2 separate regions of the Mus musculus genome follow, and region 2 is linked to region 1. A link is a loop called in an ENCODE intact Hi-C map of the cell type or tissue named here. Cell type or tissue: left cerebral cortex. All regions are shown on one strand.

Evidence for each region. Hi-C counts contacts between places; a loop is a spot of excess contacts. Peaks named below come from ENCODE experiments on the same cell type or tissue, not always from the same donor. Only the 100,000 strongest peaks of a DNase experiment are listed, where the experiment ranks them.
Region 2: it touches region 1 in a loop (3.0-fold over the local background); 2 of 42 quality-filtered maps call a loop at or near these places.

The regions. Positions count from the first base shown.
Region 1 is chr1:119,523,252-119,528,251 of GRCm38, forward strand. Tmem185b (transmembrane protein 185B) reads left to right here and starts at 2,903. Exons shown (of 1, transcript NM_146103.2): 1 at 2,903-5,000. The coding sequence starts at 3,260. The coding sequence ends at 4,312. In left cerebral cortex, a CTCF peak has its summit at 1,889; DNase peaks (open chromatin) are centred at 1,999, 2,204, 2,927 and 3,093; H3K4me3 peaks cover 1,734 bases; H3K27ac peaks cover 1,040 bases.
Region 2 is chr1:119,084,670-119,089,669 of GRCm38, forward strand. No RefSeq gene overlaps it. Among named protein-coding and RNA genes, the nearest start is that of Gli2, 34 kb to the left of the region's middle. In left cerebral cortex, a CTCF peak has its summit at 3,053 (motif pointing right); a DNase peak (open chromatin) is centred at 3,067.

The sequences.
Region 1 (5,000 bases):
AGGGTGGAGGGGTGGGGAGGGCTGCTGCTCAGTCTGTGTGTGTGTGGGGGGGGGGCGGAGCTGATGCTCAGTCCTGGGATGAGGGTGGGGGTGCTGCTCAGTTGGGTGGGTGGGGCAGGGCTGATGCTCAGTCCAGGCGGGCACAGTCACTTCAGCCTCACTAGTACTTTTGTTTCCTCACAGGCCTGCGTGGGCATGAGGCTGATAGATGACAAGGTCAGAGCAGCAGGACTGCTGGAAGCCCTAGGACAGTGGCACCTGTCCTTGTGGGAGGCGGCATCTAATTGATGCAGAGATAGCCGGTGACAATGGCCACTACAGCTGGGATCCCAGCACCAGGTTCTTATACACGACTCTCTTTGTCTGCACTTTGAGGAGGTTATCGTTTCTGTCTCAGATAGGACAGGACAGCCTTGGTAGCTTGCTACAGCATTGGGCCTCCTCCACCTCCACAATACGTAGAAAGGATGTGGGAGCTGGACCCTGCTGTTGTAGGCAGAGATGGGACTGTGCTCTGTTTAGGGACAGGAGCTGACAGAAAGAACCAGATGGACCATGGCTTCTCTGTGACATAGTAGATACGACTAAACTATATGGATCTGAAAAGGAACTTCCCAGGTTTGCAGTATTAGCTCAGAGCACGTTCAGCAAGGGCTGAGGCCTTGGAAAGATCCAGGCTTGAGCCAAAGGCTGGAAATGTGGCCAGGTGTCACCTGGAGTGGGGGTTGGGAAGAAGGCTCCATGCTGAAAGAATTTGTCCAGTGGAGTTTGAGGACCTGAGGGCAAATCCCAAGCAGTCACATCTGAAGCGGCTTCCGGTAAGTCCCGTGCTGGAGGACAGGGTGGGGGGACGTGGACGCTGGAGCTTGTTGGCCAACCTATGTCCAGGCCAGGAGAGATTTTGTTTCAAGGGACTAAGGTGAAGATTGGCAGATCAGGACTCCTGACACTCTCTGTCCCCTATAAACACACATCCTCTCCCCCAACACAAGGGGTCAGCAGGGGACTAGGTGAGTTCAGGAGAAACTCAGGTTAGACCGAGGGCTGAGACTGAGGCTGCCCAACACGGGTGGTGAGAGGAGGACACTATGTCAGGCCACATCTCAGGGGCTCCCCAAACTTTACAATACACTACTTCCTGTTCTCTGGGCTCAGTCTCCCAAAGCCACGCACCCTCAGAATAGGGAGGCCCATGTTGGTGGCCAGGGGTGCTACACCCCACACACTCCAGCACAGGAGCTATTTTAACATTCAGTTTGTATGCTAGCTTCAGGGTAGCTGTGCTGGGAAGAACGGCTCAGTGGATGAAGTACTTATCTAGCTGCCCCGCAGTCTGAGGAGCAGTTTGGTCTTCAACTTTGGTACAGAATCCATACAAAGCTAGACAGGCATGATAGCTCTCTACAATCCAGTCCTTCGGAAGCAGAGAAGAGATCCCCTGGGCAAACTGGTTGACACCTGATGTGAATTTCAAGCCTCTATGTGCATCTGCACACACACACACACACACACACACACACACACTTGAATGTGCAAACACATGCACACCACACACACACAAAGACCCTTTTCTACGGCAGCATTCTTTTTAAACGGTAGGAGCACCAAAAAAGCCAAGAAACTAAACTGATGCCCAGTAGGGGCCATCACTCCAATCGGCTCTGTAGAAACAGAGGGCCTGGACACTGGTTCACCTGTTGCAATTTCTGGGCTTGGGGGGCACTCTGCCGTCTGGCACTAATCTCCAGCAACCCTTATGCAACTCCTTGGTGCCCATCATGAATGAGGAAAGCCTGGGGCTTAGCAGCTGTCCCCACTTTTCTCTGGAAGGGCTGAAAGAAGAGGCAGTAGCGTCCGTGAAGGTTCTCTGCTTCCCCCTGGGAGCCCTATACTCCAACTGCAGAGATTGGCAGCCATCCATTTCCACCCCCTCATTTTCCTCTAATGGCCTAAGACTTTCATGCATTTTTATCCCACTTCAGGGAACCTGAAGGGCGAGGCCCCGGGGCTGAAAAGCAAGGACTAGCAACCAGGGCTCTGCTGAGCAAGGGTCAGAGAAGGGAGGAAAGAACCCTTTAGTTCTGCCCAGCAGGTCAGAAAAAAATAGTATCTAAACCACAAACCCATTGCAGCTTATCAGAGAGGGGGTGGGTTGGGATGGATTTGCTTCCCTTTTCAGCCGGTGGCTGGCAGGGTCTGGGGTACAACCAAAATTTCTTGACCCTTGCACCTTTTCCTAACATAGTTCTAAAAGAATCAGACTCATGCAGTGTCTGATAAATGAAAATGAGACTCAAGGTTGGGAGCCCTAAATCCAAGCCCTAATTCTGCCGCTAACCAGGCCTTCTCTGGGTCCAGTTTCTTCACTTGCTCCCTCAGGGAGCTGTTTCTGGCCTGGTGGGGCACCCTCCCAGGTACCCCTCCACCAGGTGACAAAGGGCAGAAGAGTATTGGTAAGCACCTAGGCGCTCCGCACCACCTTTTAGGGGCAGCCTGAGAATCGCTAGTGGCTCTGTGGAGTTTTGCCCTGGGCAGAGCCCTAACCCGTTGACTGCCTGCACCCCCCCCCCCCCCCGGCCTTCGCGCCGAACCCAGGGTCAAAGCCACTGCTCCTCGCGCGTCCTTCCATCCGTGCTGGGCAGTCACAGTTACCGGCGCGCTCTCAGACTCCCTTCGCTCGCCCGCCACCCGCCTTTGCCCGTGCACCCCCAGGCTCCGGGGCCAGACAACGCGCTGCTCTTGCCCTCCCCACTCGGAAAGACCCCAAACCCCTGCGGGGACCGGCTCGCCCTGCCCTCCGCCCAGCTCTGCTCCCACCGCTCTCCGACCCCGCCCCGTCCCGGGCCCCGCCCCCGAGCCTGCCGGGAGGATGTGAGCTCACTCCCTCCTCCATGTTCCGGCCTCCTCCAGGAAGCGTCCTCCGAAGGTCTCGGCCAGCTCACAGGCAGCGGGTCTGCGGGTCGCCGAGTCCGCAGCGCGCCAGGTCCCATCCGACTCCGCACGCAACGCGGCGTCGGCCTCGTGGCTGCGAAATGAAGGCAGACGGCGTGAGCATCCACTGAAGCCTGAGCTACGGGGTTGGGGCAGTGTCCCCGGCGTAGGCACCGTACCGTTCGCGGCCAGCGCACGCTGTGCCCTCGGCTCGCTTCCGGCCGGGCCACGTGACTGCTCGCACGTGTTCCGGCCCCTCGGAGCTGCGGTCTGGAGCCTCTAACACGCAGCGGGCGGATGCCCATCTAGAGGCAGTACAGCCTTCGCCATGAACCCCAGGGGCCTGTTCCAGGACTTCAACCCCAGTAAGTTCCTCATTTATGCCTGCTTGCTACTCTTCTCCGTGCTGCTGCCCCTGCGCCTGGACGGCATCATCCAGTGGAGCTACTGGGCAGTCTTCGCCCCCATCTGGCTGTGGAAGCTCCTGGTCATCGTGGGCGCCTCGGTGGGTGCGGGCGTGTGGGCCCGCAACCCACGCTACCGTACAGAGGGGGAAGCCTGCGTGGAATTCAAAGCCATGCTTATCGCCGTGGGCATCCACCTGCTACTACTCATGTTTGAGATACTAGTCTGCGACAGGGTGGAGAGGGGCACCCACTTTTGGCTGCTGGTCTTCATGCCACTCTTCTTCGTTTCCCCTGTGTCCGTGGCCGCCTGTGTCTGGGGCTTCCGACACGACAGGTCTTTGGAACTGGAGATCCTGTGCTCTGTCAACATCCTGCAGTTCATCTTCATCGCCCTGAGGCTGGACAGGATTATCCACTGGCCGTGGCTAGTGGTGTTCGTGCCCCTGTGGATCCTCATGTCATTCCTCTGCCTGGTAGTTCTCTATTACATCGTGTGGTCCCTCCTATTCCTGCGGTCCCTGGATGTGGTTGCAGAGCAGCGAAGAACACATGTGACCATGGCCATCAGCTGGATCACCATTGTCGTGCCCCTGCTCATTTTTGAGGTCCTGCTAGTTCACAGACTGGATGACCACAATACGTTCTCTTACATTTCCATTTTCATCCCGCTTTGGCTCTCATTACTGACTTTGATGGCTACAACGTTCAGGCGGAAAGGGGGCAATCATTGGTGGTTTGGGATTCGCAGGGATTTCTGTCAGTTTCTACTAGAAGTTTTTCCGTTTTTAAGAGAATATGGAAATATCTCTTACGATCTCCATCACGAAGACAGTGAAGATGCTGAAGACGCATCGGTGTCAGAAGCTCCGAAAATTGCTCCAATGTTTGGAAAGAAGGCGCGGGTAGTTATAACACAGAGCCCTGGGAAATATGTGCCTCCACCTCCCAAGTTAAACATTGATATGCCAGACTAAACTCACAGGCTGGGCCTTTCAGTGAAATAAGAACCATATACCCTTGAATTCCACTTTGCTTTTTTCTTGTGTTCATCCAGTCCTGGAATTGGAAACAGGTCCCCCTCATTTTACATCCACACTGAGACAGAAGTCTCTTGCAGTGGTCATTGTGTGCCGTAGGCAGAAGGGGGAAACTGTAGGACTGTGGGATGTGTACATAATGTGCAAGAGAACTTGCTTTCCAGGCCCACATCTTGTGAGCTAGCCAAAGGTGGTAAATCGAATTGTTTCTAGGCCTTCAAAAGACCTGAAAACTACATAGCTGTTTGTTTTAAAGTGCTACTTATGCCTACCAAAAGTATTGTTTAAAAAGTATTTTTATACACTGCTAGTCTAAAATTGTATTTTAGATTGCACCCATTGTGACAAAATGGCAAATGTACCAAATTGTCCCCTCCCACTGTTCCCTAAACCTCATTGTTGGTGTTTCTAGTGCTCCTACTGTTCAAATAGTTGTTTTCTGTGGGCTTTGCGGACACAGGTCTCTAGTATTCTAATAGATGAATTTTCTAATGGAGTGAATCTGCATATATTAGTATTTATATGAATGTTTTAGCAGTGTTATCTGTGTTGATTGTAGTTCTTGGCAGTAATGTATTGTGTTAAAGTATTTTTTTTTAAGTTTCTGTGTGAAGATATGTATTTA
Region 2 (5,000 bases), 440 kb before region 1:
GAGTCTCCAGGGTAGCCATGGGTAACCTTTGGATTTGTGGTCCTCTTGCCTCTGCGCCCCGAATGTTGGGATTACAGTACGGGAATACCTTAGGCCAACCCGAGTTAGGAAAGGGAGGCAGAGTCTCCAGTTCTGAGATGCTGCAGGAAGGAGTACAGTGAGTTCACACTTGGGAATGAATTGCTCGCATATGATACAGGCGAAGAAGTTTGACAGATTAAGGTCCCTATTAAGGCCCACCAGTGGCGGTGGGCATGCAGCATCCGTAGGGAACAGCGTGTAGGTGTCTCACTGATGGGACTCTGTTGTGGCAAGGCCCATGGGGACCCCTCCCATGTGGCAAGGACCTGTGGTGAATTTGGAGGCCTCTATGCTTAGTACCTAGATTGCGTGTGTTTCGAGCTCTCCTTGCTCGCCCTATGCTGTCTACACTCAGTGATACTTAGTTCCACTTTGCTGATCATGGGCAAGGCTGGGACCTCACAGGCTGAAAGCCCTGGGGATGATTCTGTGTCTGTTGCAATACTCTTTTGAGGGATAAAACCTTCCTCTCCTCTCCTCTCCTCCCCTCCCCTCCCCTCCCCTCCCCTCCCCTCCCCTCCCCTCCCCTCCCCTCCCCTCTCCTCTCTCTACCTCTATTGATCCTCCAGATGTGACCACCAATCTTGGGTAGTTTGGGACACGTCCCTAGAGAAACAGCTACAGTCACAGAGTAAGCCTGCTTGTAGTACTTGTGGGGAACTACATAACTGCTTGCTTAACTGTTCCGAGGAAGGTATGTCTGATCAACAGAGACTTTAAAAATGGGTGAGCTGCGTCTGATCAATAGACAATTTAAAAAATGCCTCTTGGCAAGATGGAATCAGAAACTGACACCTGCATATCAGGAAAGGTTTGATACAACGAGCATGTCTCTGCCTGCAATTTAAAAAGCCCCAGAGGACAAAAGACTGCCTTTGGAAAAAGAGGAGGCAGGGGTGGCCTATAGGCAAATAGCAGTTTATAAAGGTAAAGGGTGGGAAACCCCAAGTTAGGATGAGGTGTTTAATTTAATTGGGCATGTTAATTAGGTGAGCCAAAGGGGGCTTCTGATTGCTGGACTTCAGTACTTTAATAGCTGGACCTTGGTAGTCAGCCTCAGGAGGGGAAAGTGGCCAAATGAGGGAATAGACCTTGGTGGCTAGCTTTAGGAATGCAACCTAATGGGTTTTTAGCAAGGCAAGGGGGACAAGAGAGGCTGGCAAGGCCTGCCAGAGCAGCACTAGCCGCTCTTACCACATACTCGCCACGCCCTAGCCACGCCCAGCCACGCCCACGACACAAGCTCACCCTTCTACCATTTGCATTTCACTCTTTCTGCTTCTTGCTTTCAGTTCAGGCTATGACCACTCAGCGGCTGCTCCTTCTGCCATGTCTGCCTCTTGTTGCCACGCTCTGGGCAACGGTTGAACTCTGAATCTCTGAGCTGAAATAAACCGTCTCTTCCTAAAGTTGCCTTTGGTCATGATGTTTTCTCACAGTAACAGAAAAGTAAGTAATCTGGACACTCACCCAGGCTCCAGATGAGAGCACAGGCGACCGGCTCGGTGGTTTGCATCCTGTAAGACCCCGAGTAGAGGACCTGTGTGCCTGCATGGGCACCCTGCATGTGCCTGGTGCCTTGGAGGCTGAAAGAGGGCATCAGAGCCCCTGGAACTGGAGTTAAAGATGGTTGTGTGTCATCACATGGGTGCTGGGAACAGAACCCTGGTCCTCTCTGCAAGAGCAGCAAGTGCTCTTAACCACGGAGCCCTCTCTCTAGGCCTTTAATTGCTCTTTAAGTACACACAACAATGCCTTTTGGGAATTTCATAGTGGCTGGGCCCTGTTTCCACAGTCAGCTTTAGTCTCATGAACTTCTGATCCTCCTGTGTCTCAGCATTTACTACTATGCCTGGCAGTTTTGCTACGTTCCTTTAAATCTGTCTGTCTGTCTGTCATCTATCTATCTATCTATCTATCTATCTATCTATCTATCTATCTATCTATTGTTGGGGGAGGGGCGTGTGTGCATGCTGGGCTTGCCTGTGGAGCTCAGAGACTAGCTTTCTGCAGCCAGTTCTCTTTCGTGGTTGGTTCTTGGCCCTGATCTCAGCTCATCAGTCTTGTGGGACAGACTTCAGTTTTGTTTTGCTTTTTTAAATTTCACCTGTGTGAGTGTTTTGCTGATGTGTATTTATATGCATGCCCTGGCACTGGAATCACAGATGTAGTGTGCTGCGATATGGGTGCAGGAAATGGAACCTGGGTCCTCTGTTACAGCTGCCACTGGGAATTACTGCTGAGCATCTCTCCAGTCTCCAAAACAAGCGTCTTTACCTACTGAGTCATCTCTCCAGTCTGAGCCTTAGACTCCTAACTACCCCAAGAGAAGCTCAAGGTTCACTCCTGATAGCATCCTTTCCATCCCGCCCCAGGCCGAGGCAGCCACTTCTGCCGTCTCTGGCCATTTCCTGTGAATGAATCGGAGCCTGCAAGGTCCTCTGAGACTAGATCCTGTCACTCAGGGAGCCATCCCGAGTGCTTCAGGATGCAGCTCTCTGGAGCTGACACCCACACTGGGGTGGGCTTTTTTTTTTTTTTTTTTTTTTTTTGTGATGAGACTGTCTTTGAGTCATTCATGCTCAAAAGTAACTCATGTTCTGTGAGCCCAATAAACTCACTGGTTCACTAGTCTGGACTTGGGAAGAATTCTCTCTTTGGTCTGTCATTGGTCACATCTCTCTAGGAAAAGTCCAACAGTGAACAGTTCACTGGCACTACCAAAGACAGACTTTCCCCGGGCTCCTCCAGTGATCTGCCAACCCTCATTTTCAGTGAGCAGGACTGTGGGTAAGGAAAGGGCCCTTGTGAGCAGGAGGATATTTCAGTATGGTAGAGAGCTTGTTGTATCATGTGATGACCTGAGTTTTATTCCCAGGACCCACATGATAGAGGGAGAAAACTGACTCCAGCAAGCTGTGCTCTGGCCTCCATACATACGTACCCAGGGGAACTGTAATGTGCATCTTATCCACCAGGTGGCGATCTAATGCCACAAAAAGGCTATCTGGGCTCACAGCCATTCTTGAAAGGTCACATGGTTGCTGCTCATGTCACTGGCACTTTATAAAGATTCAGGTGTGCAGGTGGCCTGGGGCAGGAAATGCCCTGCTTCTCGCCCCTTCCTCTTTATTGTTCTTCCTTCTTTTTTGGAATTGCAATTGTGTGTGTGTGGCAGGGGGGAGCTCCCATGTGAGAGGCAAGCACCTGATACCTGAGTACACCCCAGTCCATTTCTGTGAGAATTTTTAAAAAGTAAAAACGTTCCTATCATTTGCCACTTTTTTTAAAAGATGGGAGTTCTCTGTGTAGCCCAGGTTAGCTCCCAACTCCAGTTTCTCCTGCTTCCATGTCCAAAGTCCTAGAGCGTGACAGGGTGCCTGGTTGAATATTTCATTTCTTTGAGATTTATATATTTTATGATTTTAAGTGTATGAGCGTTTTGTCCGCATGAAAGTCTGTGAATCATGTGTGTGCCTGGTGCCCAAGGTATCAGATCTGTGGGGCTGGAGTTACAGTTGTGAGCTGCCTTGTGGGTGCTGAGGACTAAACCCTAGTCCTTTGGAAGAGCAGTCAGGCTCTTAAACATTGAACCATCTCTCCAGGCCTGGTTCAATACAAAAACAAAAAGCAAAAAACAAACAAACAAACAAAACACTTCTTTTCACTTTGCACAGTAGCTGACAGAAGGCAAGATACATGAGGAAAATGGTCAAACAAACAAGCAAAGAAATCCAATCATATAGCCACCGAAACATTTAAGAATGTACTTTCTCTCTCTTTAAAAGGTGGGGTCTCATGTAATCAGTCTTACCTATAACGCACTATGCAGCCAAGAATGATCTTAAATTCTGCTGTCCTCTTGTCTCTGTCTCCCTAGTGTTGGATTTACAGGCATGAAGCACTATGCTCGTTTTACACGGCGCTAGAGATGCAATCCAGGGCTTTGTGCAAGCTAGGCCAGTGCTCTCCCCACTGCGCCACATCCTTGGCCCTCAATTATTATTAGTCTTTTCATTTTTATATCAAGATCTGCGTCACATGCTCTGAACCCCACTGATTTGTGGAGTTGGCCATCATTCAAGGGATTTCAGTACTAGTGCAGAGCGGCAAAAAAGCCAGAGTAAGTGTGTGTGTGTGTGTGTGTGTGTGTGTGTGTGTGTGTGTGTGTGGTGCAAGACAAGGTCTGGTCCTCGGTACTGTGTGGAGCTTCCACTAAGTTCTATGATCCTCAGGGTCCCCGCGCTCTCCCTGTGGCTGCTGTGACACTGCCATGATCTGTCCTCTGTAATATCTCGGCCTTCAGGGTAGCCCTCCCTGAGGCCTTAGCCCTCGAGGAGATGGGAGGCACTGACGTAATTTTCCAGCTCCCCTTCTTTATCCAAGCAGGAGCATTCGAGTTCTCTTACCAATCAGCTTCTAGAATACAAAGGCCACTGGAGACCAAAGGTGGCTTCTCACGGGGTGGGCATGATTGTGAGTGTCTTGGGAATTTAGGATGAATTAGTTTTTGCCCTACAGAGAAGGTTGGGTACTGTAAAGAGGTGGCTTTGGTTTTGTGTGCACAGGGCCTCCCACCTGAAGGCTACAGGGACAGCAGGAATCTTATTTCACCCTCCAGTGTCCATCCTGGCTTGAGGAGGAGGACCACTTAGCACAAGCAGTCCCAGGCCTGAGGTCCTCCATCCCTAAGGGAGCAGGGTGGATAGGAAGACTGAGAACTCAGCCAATGTGTACATTTAGGAGGCTCTGGGGCCAGTTGGGAAAAGAGTCAAGGCGAGCTCCGGGATAGCCCAGAAATGGTCTGGGGCCTGCAGATGGATGGCAAGAGCAGCGGACAGGGTGGGAGGAGCTTGTCAGGGGGCGGGTCCGCGTCTCCCTGTGGTTCCTCCTGTTCAGGCTGAGACCTTGCCCCAAGA